Linked DNA regions of Homo sapiens: region 1 is linked to region 2. The links are chromatin contacts, found by Hi-C or POLR2A ChIA-PET in ENCODE. All regions are on one chromosome and are shown on one strand. The core of a region is the stretch at or near the end of the contact, and the rest is flanking DNA. Distances in the headings are between cores, read along the strand shown.

Region 1 (5,315 bases), core at 1,699-4,198, 75 kb after region 2:
GCACCTTTAGAATGAAGACCTCATTCCCTAATGGGGTCCAGAAGCTTATATCCTAGCTTGAGGTTATAGAAAGAATGGGGGCTTGGGTCCTGACAAAACAGATTATGAGAAGGGAGAGAACAGGAATTCCATTGAGGGGCAATAAATGATTATCAGGGAGAACTTAATGGGCTTGAAGAACATATAATGGTCTGGGACAAAGTCTGTTGGGCCCACAGAGTGGACAATGGTTTGTGACAGAAGTCCGTTCAGGTTTGTTGACAGACTTTAGTTTTCCTTCCTGTGAGATGGGTTCAGTTAACGAAAACTCTGGGAAGGGACCAAGGGTAATTGTTTTCTTCTTTGTTCAACCTGGACTTGAAGCAGATAAGGAACTTCAGAGAATCCTATGCTTTGGGAAAACGGTGGGGGACGGGGTGGTGGTCAGAGAGAGCTTGAGGCTCCTTTTTCAGTTGAGCGTGTACAAAGCACCATATTTTGGGGTATCAGTTTCTGAGTCCCAACACTGGGTTGAAGTCAACCTATCACAAAAGGGGAGGCATGGCCTTAAGGTTGCTTATAATGTTGTTTCTATGATGCTGAAGGAATTGAGTTCTGCCTCAAAGCAGCAGGGCAAACAACAGGCTGGGGACAAACAGGCTGAGCAAGGCCCGAAGGCTGCTCCATTTTTGCTCCCTTCCTCCCATCCTCTCTCTCTCGACACTCTCCTCCAAGGTAGTCTCTCCCCCACCCCCAGGCTGTCGTGGGGGCTGAGGCAGATAAACTGAGGTGAAAAGTAGCAGCAGAATTTTCTCATCCCTCTGCCCTCTTCACCCAACCAGAGGCAGAGGCCTCCACTACAAGACACCCACTGCCCTAGTTTTGTTTCCCACTGCAACAGGAAACCAGGAGGCAGCTGTCGAGAATGAGGAGCAAGGCTGAGCGGTTTAAGACAACTCTCCTTGCTCCAAGCCTTTGCTTGAACTGTGTTCTCCTCTAAAACAAGAACTCGGAAATGATGTCTGAGAATCACCTGAAAAGCTGGTCAAAGCACGGATTTCTGAGCTGGACTCCAGAGATTCTGAGTCAGCAGGTCTGCAGCCCGTGGTGACCAACAAATCTCAGTTTACCTAGGATTTTTTCAGTTTTAGCATCAGAAGCCCAGCCCCCCTGGCAAGCACAGATGTTTGGTTACCCTAGGTAGGGCCCAAAGTTTTGCATTTCTAGAAATTCCCAGGTGATGCTGATGCCCTCATCAGCAGATAACACTCTGCCTGTGTGCCTCCCGGTTCAAGTGATTCTCCTGCCTCAGCCTCCCGAGTAGCTGGGATTACAGGCATGCACCACCATGCCCGGCTAACTTGTATTTTTAATAGAGATGGGGTTTCTCCATGTTGGTCAGGTGGTCTCGAACTCCCGACCTCAGGTGATTACCTGCCTCGGCCTCCCAAAGTGCTGGGATTACAGGCGTGAGCCACCGCGCCCAGCCTGTGTCCTCCTTTCTTTAGGATGTCTAGTTTAAAATATAAAATAACCTGGGGCTGCTCATGGTCATCTTTGCAAATACATGGAACAGTTCTACCTGAGTGTGGCACCAGCAAAGATACAAGCAAAGAGAAGCAGAGTGAGGAAGACAGTCATGTCCTGATTTGGTCCCCTGATATGAACCCCATATTCCCAGTTAACTGAGCCAAGAAATTTCCTTGTTTGTTTAAGCCAGTGTAGATTGAGTTTCTGTCACTTGCAATCAAAAGAATCATGGCTTAGGCTAGGCATGTGGCTCACGCTTGTAATCCCAGCATTTTGGGAGGCCAAGGCGGGTGGATCACCTGAGGTCAGGAGTTCGAGACCAGCCTGGCCAACATGGTGAAACCCCGTCTCTATTAAAAATACAAAATTAGCCAGGCATGGTGGTGGGTGCCTGTAATCCCAGGTACTCAGGAGGCTGAGGCAGGAGAATCGCTTGAACACCAGAGGTGGAGGCTGCAGTGAGCCGAGATTGTGCCATTGCACTCTCCAGCCTGAGCAACAGAGGGAGACTCCATCTCAAAAAAAAAAAAAAACATAAAAACCATGGCTAATGAACCTCACCTATGAGAAATGAAGAAGTAAGTGTTAGTGATAGGAAAAATATAATACCTTGAGGTCTAGTTATGATTATTTTACAGTGCCCTGATATTTCAATACCTACTTTATCAACTTCTGCAAGAAAGGATAATGGTAAATGGCCATCAGATTCTTCCTAGTTTGTCACAAGAATAAGCTGAACATGGACCAGGCAGTAGTTACACTTAATATAAATGAGCAAATGGGTCTTTTCAGCAACGTGGGGATCCTGTTTTGGTCTGACATTCTGCCAAATCGTCTTTCCTTCCCAGATGATCTTGATTGTGTCTTCAGTTACTACTTAAGGATCTGTGGTCAAATAGGTTTTTTTTTTTAAAAATGCTTGTATTCATAAACTATTTAGATGCAGCAAACTTACCAAATTTTGTGAGGACATAGAAGAATCTTTATGTTAAAGTTCTCCTGAACCTGTTCTTTTTATAAGCTGTCTCTCTTTGATATGGCATCAGTTGATTATTGAGAGCCAACTTGTCAGAAAAACCTGTACCTGTATCAAGATTATTTAGTTGAATCTGAAAAAAATAGAAGAAATAAGGATCCTGCTAATAAGGTCGAACATTCTAGTGCTTGCTTGGTAAAATTTGGAGAGCAAAGAGATCTTGGTGAATGATTACATAATTAAACTAAAAGATGGCTTTTCAGTGTCAGTGATTTTTGTTTCTGTTTGGATGATTATTTAAAAGAGTGACGTAGTTTCCCTCTGGCCACTGTCTTTATTTTCTTTGGCTTTTTGCTCATTTTGTGTGTAATGCACTGCAATGGGACCCTGAAGTCGCTAAGTGCCTTATGAGGAACTGGCTCCAATGACCTGCTTGCCAGTGCAAACAAGTCTGACAAGTTTAATGACCCCACTGAGCATAAAAGCAGCTGAGCCGGCCAGGCGGGCACAAGCTCTTCTCCGGTGGCATGCAACCAAGTCCAGGATTATTTCTGGTTTCAAATACTGAGTTTGGTTTTAAGGCTGTCTTCCAAACTACCCTGGCAACTGCTGTCTATCAATCATACCTTCTTTCCATCTTTCACAAATGTTTATTAGAATCTGCAGCTGGGGTCAGAGAGATGGGTAGGACTTGAACTCTTTTCTGATGGAACTTCCAGTCCTGTCAGGGAGATGGGTCTATCAATACACTTAAAAGGACACAGCCTAATAGTGCTGTGATGTGCCCCACAGGCTTAGGGATCATGGAGAAGGGGAGCTCTCTGCAATAGAGAGTATTTTCTCTATTAGAGACATTTTATTAATGAGTATGCTCGTGTGTAACACTCTTCCTCGGTAACGGTCATTTCTCAAAATACTTCTAAAAAAATAAAGAAAAAATCAGTTTCTCAGCTCTATGTGCTGTAACTCTATGATGAAGGTTTTCCCTACTTTTTATTTGGAGGTTTTTCAAACATACGGATAATTTGCAATAATGATATAATGAACAGTTGTAAACTCTTTACCTAGATTCACCAGTTGTTAACTTTCCCCCATATCTGCTTTATCTTTTTACTCTCTGAAAATATGAATTCACTAAATGATTTGAAAGTAAGTTGCAAACATCACGGCTCTTCTCCTCTAAATAATTCAACCAACACTGCCTAAAATAAGTGCATTCTCTTATAAACACACGATATTATTATTACACTGAGAAATGTAAAATTCCATAATATAACGTACAATCCATATTCAAATACACCAAGTTGTCTCAAAAATATTTTTTATGGCTGTTTATTATTTTAATCTAGGATATGATCAGGGTTTGTGCACTGGATTTGGTTCTCAGTCTAATCTAGAACAGTCCTCCTGCCTTTTGTTGTTTCTCATGCCATTGATTTTTTTTTTTGACACATTCAGGCCACTTGTACAATATCCCACAGTTTCTATTTATTTGATGGTTTTTCAGTATTTGATTCCAGTTTTTAAATATTTACAAGAATATTAAGGGTTATTTGGGCTCTTTATTTTACCATGTGATTAAAATTTAAAATCACACATTAAGATGTATCAAAGGCCAGGTGCAGTGGCTCATGCCTGTAATCCCAGCACTTTGGAAGGCTGAGGTGGATCACCTGAGGTCAGGAGTTCCAGACCAGCTTGGCCAACATGGTGAAACCCCATCTCTACTAAAAATACAAAAATTAGCCGGGCATGGTGGCACACGCTTGTAATCCTAGCTGCTCGGGAGGCTGAGGCAGGAGAATCGCTTGAACCTGGGAGGTGGAGGTTGCAGTGAGCCGAGAGCACGCCACTGCACTCCAGCATGGGCAACAGAACAAGACTCTGTCTCAAAAAAAAAAAAAAAAAAAAAAAAAAAAAAAAAAAAAAGGGTGGGGGGCGGGGGGTTATCAAAAACAAATCAGCTGATTTCTTTTCTGATTGATTAGAAGATCCAGTGATTGAAGTATTTACTATTCAAAGTGTGGTCAGCAGACCTTAGAAATATAAAACTGCAGGTTTATTAACTCAAAATCTGCATTTTAACGAGATTCTCAGGTGATTCAGGTGCAGGTGAGAGTTTGTCAAGTACCAATTTAAGACAGTAACTAGAGGATGGGTGTCCGGCACTGTGTTTTCCAAATCAAATGGTTACTTGCAGCAAACACTCTTAGGATACAATATCCATTTTCTCTTTTTCCCAACTTAGAAGTCCCCAATTTGTATTTAACTACAAAGCTACATTTTCAATCTTTTTTGAATTAGGAGGTGCCATGTGACAGAGTCTAGCTAATAAGTTGGAAATAAAGGTCACGGGGTGGGGGAGGTTCTAGAAAACAGCACAGATGCACCTGGCACTACTCTTCAAAGTGTGGTCAGCAGACCTTAGAAATACAAAACTGCAGATTTATTGAATCAGAATCTGCATTTTAACGAGATTCTCAGGTGATTCAGGTGCATGTGAGAGTTTTGCCCTTCCCCTTCCTTCTTCTTGGTACATAGACATGTGGAGATGGACGAGCTTTTTGTGACCCTGAAGCATCAAACCACACGCTGAGGATAGCTGTACAGAAGGAGTCCAAAGAAGCTCCCAACTGCCTACGTCCAGACCTCACTTACACAGGTAAAATGAAGCCTTCAGTTTAAGTTATTGTTGAATTCAGTATCTGTTCCTTGTAGTCAGACTCAATCCCCAACTGATACACTATCCAAAGGATTTCTTGGGTAGGTGTGGTGGCTCATGCCTATAAACCTAGCACTTTGGGAGGCCGAGGTGGGAGGAAGGATTGCT
Region 2 (5,070 bases), core at 1,815-4,314:
AAATGCTTGACATCATTAGTCATTAGAGAAATGAAAATACAATTCAGAGTGAGGTGCTACTTCACTCCCACTAATAAAGTGGCATAGTTGTCTGGGGTAAATACCCGAGGTTTGTTGTCCCACACCAAGGGAATCAAGGACACGGACACTCAAGAAGTAAGTTTAAGAGCAGAGGCTTAATAGGCGAAAGAAAGAGAACAGCTCTCTCTCCTGCACACAGAGGGGCGGCCAAGTGGGCCTTCTAGTCCGTGGCAAAGTGCACAGATGAGCTTGAGGCGGCGGTGTCTGATTTACATAGGGCCCAAAAATTGGTTGGACCAGGTGTGTCATTTACATAGTGCGTGAAGAAGCTGGCCACCCCACCCTAACCTTTTATTATGCAGATAGGTTCTCTACCTGGCCAGCGCCATGTTGCCTGTTCCTTTACGGTACCCGTAGTTGACCGAAAAAGGAAGATGGAACCTCCATGTTGAACACGCCTGGTCCCCCAGGTAGCACTTTCCTATTGGCACAGCTGCAGGCATTCACCCGTGCAAGCTTCCAACTTGCTTACCTATATGTCTGCAGCTCGATTTTACAGGCTGGTTTTTTTTTTTTTTTTAATAGAAAATAAATGATTTGGGGGCTGCTTTTTATTAAAGGAAAATCTTACTAAGGACTCTCTTACCTTCACTATCTGACTAAATAATTTCTTTCTAGCTCCTGTTATCATTTGGATAGCTATACTTAAAAAAAAAAGAAAAGAAAAGAACAAGTGTTGATGAGGATGTGGAGAATTGGAAACCTTATGCATTCCAGTTATTTGGTGGGAATGTAAAATGGTTCAGCTGTTATGGAAAATAGTTTGGCAGTTTCTCAAAAAGTTAAACATAGAATTACCACATGACCCAGCAATTCCACTTCTAAGCATATATACCCCCAATACTGAAAGCAGGAACTCATATTAGTATCTATACTCACATGTTCATAGCAGCACTATTCACAATAGCCAAAATGTAGAAACAGCCCAAATATCTATCAGTTGATGAATAGCTAAAGTTATTGTGGTATTTATATACAATGGAATATTATTCAGCCATAAAAGGAATGAGGTACTGGCACATGCTACAACATGGGTGAACTTTAAAATATTTGCCAAGCAAAAGAAGCCAGAAGACGCAAAAGTCACATAAGATTGGATTTCTATGAAATATCCGTAGTATGAAAGAACACAGATTGGTGGTTATCTGGGGGAGGTGGGACAAAGGGATGGGGAGCGAATGCCTAGTATGTATGGAGTTTCTTTCTGGGCTGATGAAAATGTTTTGGTCCTAGATAGAGTGTTTGCATAGTACTGTGAATGTACTAAATGCCGCTGAATTGTTTGCTTTAAAATGGTTGCTTTTATTCAGTGAATTTCACTGCAATTGAAACACATGCACACAAGCACACGTATACACACACGAATTTATTCTCTCATAGTTCTGGATTTCAAAAATCCTAAAACCTAGGGGTTGGAGGGCTCTGTTCCTTCTGGAGGCTCTAAGGGAGGCTTCATTCCATGCCTTTTTCTGGCTACTAAAGGCCATCTGCCTTCCTTGGCTTTGGCCCCTTCCTCTATCTTCAAAGCCAGCAGTGACTTCAAATTCCTGTCTCAGTGATGTCTGCTTCAGTCATCACATCGTCTTCTCTGACTCTGGCCCTCCTGCATCCCTTATTATAAGGACCCTTGTATTACATTGGTTCTACCTGAATAGTCAAGAACACTCTCCCGATTTCAAGATCCTAATCCCATCTGCAAAGTCCCTTTTGCCATGTCAAGTAACATATTCACAGTTTTCAGGGATTCAGAGGGGGACATCTTTGGGGGGCTATCACTCCATCCACCACACCCTGACACCCCTTCAGTGAACTCCTTTTCTTCCTTCAGTTAGCCAGTGTCTGTTGCTTGCAACCACAGAACATTAATTGATAAAATACTTCCTGTTTTTCAGCACTGTATTTTGAATGAAGAATGTGAAAGTAACAAGCAGGACTTGGTGATTTCTTGATCCTGATGGAGAATGACTAAGGAAATCTGCAGGAATTTCACATTTAGCACAATGCTTTCCCCAGGAGCAAGGAAGCCTGGAGAGCAGATGCTTAGGAAGTGTCTGACAGCTGAATGAGTCACGGGGTGAGAAGAGAAGGAAAGTTTAAAGCCTTTAATCAGAGGATATAGAAGCAGGGATAAGACTGAACAGAGAGGAGCAAGGAAGCAGGAAAATATATTTCATATAAAAATCTAAGTTAGAAGGCAGGTTAGCACACATAGCATAAAAGTTGCTAATCCCCCTTCTTTGTCAGGTGACACTCTCCTACTGTCAAACCTGAATCTGAGTCAGAGGTCACCTTAGCCCCAGGAAGTCCTTCTGATGTTCCCAGAGAGAATTAACAGCTTTCTCTGTTCCACAAATATATACTGGGTGCTTACTGTGTTGCTCTGAACACATGCAGTCGCAGAAAATTCTTCAAAAGAAGGAACCTGCTTTTGCCACTGTCTAAAAGTGCCTGGGACACATTGGGGGTTCACATGCTAGCCACATTTTTAAAAGCCATGGGCCAGCACAGCTAAAAAGAACTGTTTGTTTGCTTTAGACATTAGCATTCAAAGCCATCTTTATTTATATTCCATTTCATACAGACCCTTCAATGTATTTTTAAAAATCAAACTTGGAATCACAGCACTTTTGTATGCCCCAGGAATCTATTATAGCTCAGTAACTTTTAGGACCAGTTTACCAAAACCTGGCATTGGTTTTCACAGGTGCATTTCTTGCAAGCCAAACTGGCCTGACAAGGAAATAAATGCTCACTTGCAGGGTCATTTCTAGCTCTGATGGGCCAGGCCACTTCATTTCCCAGAGCCTCTTAAGGAGGAAGCTATTTGACTTTCTGCGTCAACCAAACTGTCAGTGTTACCAATTCCTTTGACTTTGACCTAGAAATTTTATTCATGCAAAATGGAGTGAGCTCGGTTTTCTTTTTTTGTTTTGTTTTTTTGTTTGTTTGTTTTTGGAAGTCATGGTTCCTGGAAGAGCGGAGAACACTCTTTGTTTAATATATCACCTTAGGGTTCAGATATCACTTATATTTCATTCTCAAAAGCCATCGTATGAGTCAGCCCTGTCTTTACAGGTACTGTGTTTGTTGAAAGGGGAGAGGGTTGTTTGCTCATCCAGGGTGGAGAAACCTCTGAGAGTAGCTGGATATTGCCTTTTTCCTCCACCCTCGGGCTATGGCCTGTAGTCAGTACACAGTGGGTAAACCGCAGGTTGCCTAAAGCAACCATGATAGCCAGAGTTGCCTGCAAAAGCACATTGTCATTTGGATGGCAACACTGGATTTTAATTATGACCATCCAGAGTCACTGCCTTCCATACCAAGACCTTGACTTCCTAAAACAACACACTATAAACTACGTCTTTTATAATCAGGGAAACATCAAATATGAGTAAAATCAATGCCTCTTCTCCCCTAAAAGGATAAGGAAACCAGTACAAAGTCAGGTTTTTGTTTTGTTTTGAGATAGAGTCTTGCTCTGTCACCCAGGCTGGAGTGCAGTGGCGCAATATCGGCTCACTGCAACCTCGGCCTCCCAGGTTCAAGTGATTCTCCTGCCTCAGCCTCCCGAGTAACTGGAACTACAGGTGCCTGCCACCACGTCCAGCTAATTTTTGCATTTTTAGTAGAGATGGGGTATCAACCACATTGGCCAGGCTGGTCTTGAAGTCCTGACTTCAGTGATCCACCCCCCTCGGCCTCCCAAAGTGCTGGGATTACAGGCATGAGCCACCGCACCCGGCCCCAAGTCAGTTTTAAGCTCAGCAAAACTCCCCATCATTTTCCTAACCTTTGTGATCAAGTCCTAAGAAATTTCCTCCTGTAAAATTAAGTTTCTAGGCTAGGGCTTTGCACTGAAGGGGACTGATGTGTTCACATTCTTGAGGGAGTACAGGTAAGATTCACAACAAAACCAGCACAATCAACCTACAGACATACGTGGTGAGCATAATTTCACATTTTCTATGTGCCACAGAATTATTCTTCCTCTTTGCTTATCTGCTGGGAAAATGGCATGGCATGGCTACCAGGTGTCCCACATATTCCAGGACAGCCCTGATTTCTTGTATTCTTTCCTGCTGTCCCCCACATCTGCTCACTCTTGTCCAAGCCATGTGAACCAGTGTCTGCTTCAGAATGAAGGGCAGATGTAGTGTAGCACAGGGCAAGAGAAGTAACCTTTTTGAAGACCCGTTCACTCATGGGACAAACAAAGGTAATACTTAGGTCACACATTAAAAAAAAAAAATAAGATTATGACAAAGTTATTAGGAAGATACTATTACTTATTAATATAAGCATCCCACACATGAGCAAATTTTCAGAGAATTAAGAAATTCTAGAATTGAAGTGGCTCTTAAACCCTTAGAAAAGCACAGGCCAAGCATCCAAATAGGTAAGGATGACATGTCACACACATTAGACATATTTTTATTTTAAAATTGCTATTACCACAGGCCAGAGCATAAATAATACAACAGACCTCTTTTGGGGGGCAAAAGATTCCACGTTCTTCTATAGGAATAAAGAACCACGGGTCACAACCTTGAAAGACTCGGCAAACTTAAAGTCATCTCATTTTTAGTGATAGACAGTGAATGTCCAGGTTAATTTCCTCTTGCCCTCCAGGAAGGCAGACAGTGCACTGAAATACTGCATTTTCAGGACGATCACACGCTGTTTCCGAGTAGAATCATCCTGATCATACCCTTCCTACAGCAGGTGTTTTCCCTACTACATAGGCCTCCCAAAGTGCTGGGATTACAGGCATGAGCCACCACACCCAGCCTACATCAAATTGCTTCTTAATATCAAGTTGTCCTGGTTGAGTTGAAGGCTCCATCCTTGTCCACAAATCTTTGAGTATCTGGTGTGAAGTTACAGGAAGATAGAGTACTAGGATTTTTAAAAAAGAATAGATTTTTCTCTCATTCTCTCTCCCTCTTTTAAATCTGGGCACCAGAGGGGCCAACTATCCAGGCCTTAGAA

The links. A loop is a pair of places that touch in the nucleus more often than their neighbours do. ChIA-PET counts read pairs that join two places held with the same protein, here RNA polymerase II (POLR2A). Pooled maps may share reads with other maps.
Region 1: a pooled map shows a loop between it and region 2 (2.0-fold over the local background). The contact joins two enhancer-like sites. A Hi-C loop is called at or near these places in 1 of 168 maps with a recorded cell type or tissue (pancreas) and 1 of 50 pooled maps. POLR2A ChIA-PET finds 5 or more read pairs at or near these places in 1 of 52 experiments (activated CD4-positive, alpha-beta T cell).

The regions. Positions count from the first base shown.
Region 1 is chr9:77,661,028-77,666,342 of GRCh38, forward strand. No RefSeq gene overlaps it. Among named protein-coding and RNA genes, the nearest start is that of GNA14, 15 kb to the left of the region's middle. Within about 2 kb of position 2,949, at least 3 of the 41 ENCODE cell types and tissues checked have a DNase peak (open chromatin) inside an H3K27ac peak, as active enhancers do.
Region 2 is chr9:77,586,392-77,591,461 of GRCh38, forward strand. All of the region lies in intron 1 of GNA14 (G protein subunit alpha 14), which reads right to left. Among named protein-coding and RNA genes, the nearest start is that of GNA14, 59 kb to the right of the region's middle. RefSeq lists an enhancer at 1,094-1,999. Within about 2 kb of position 3,065, at least 7 of the 41 ENCODE cell types and tissues checked have a DNase peak (open chromatin) inside an H3K27ac peak, as active enhancers do.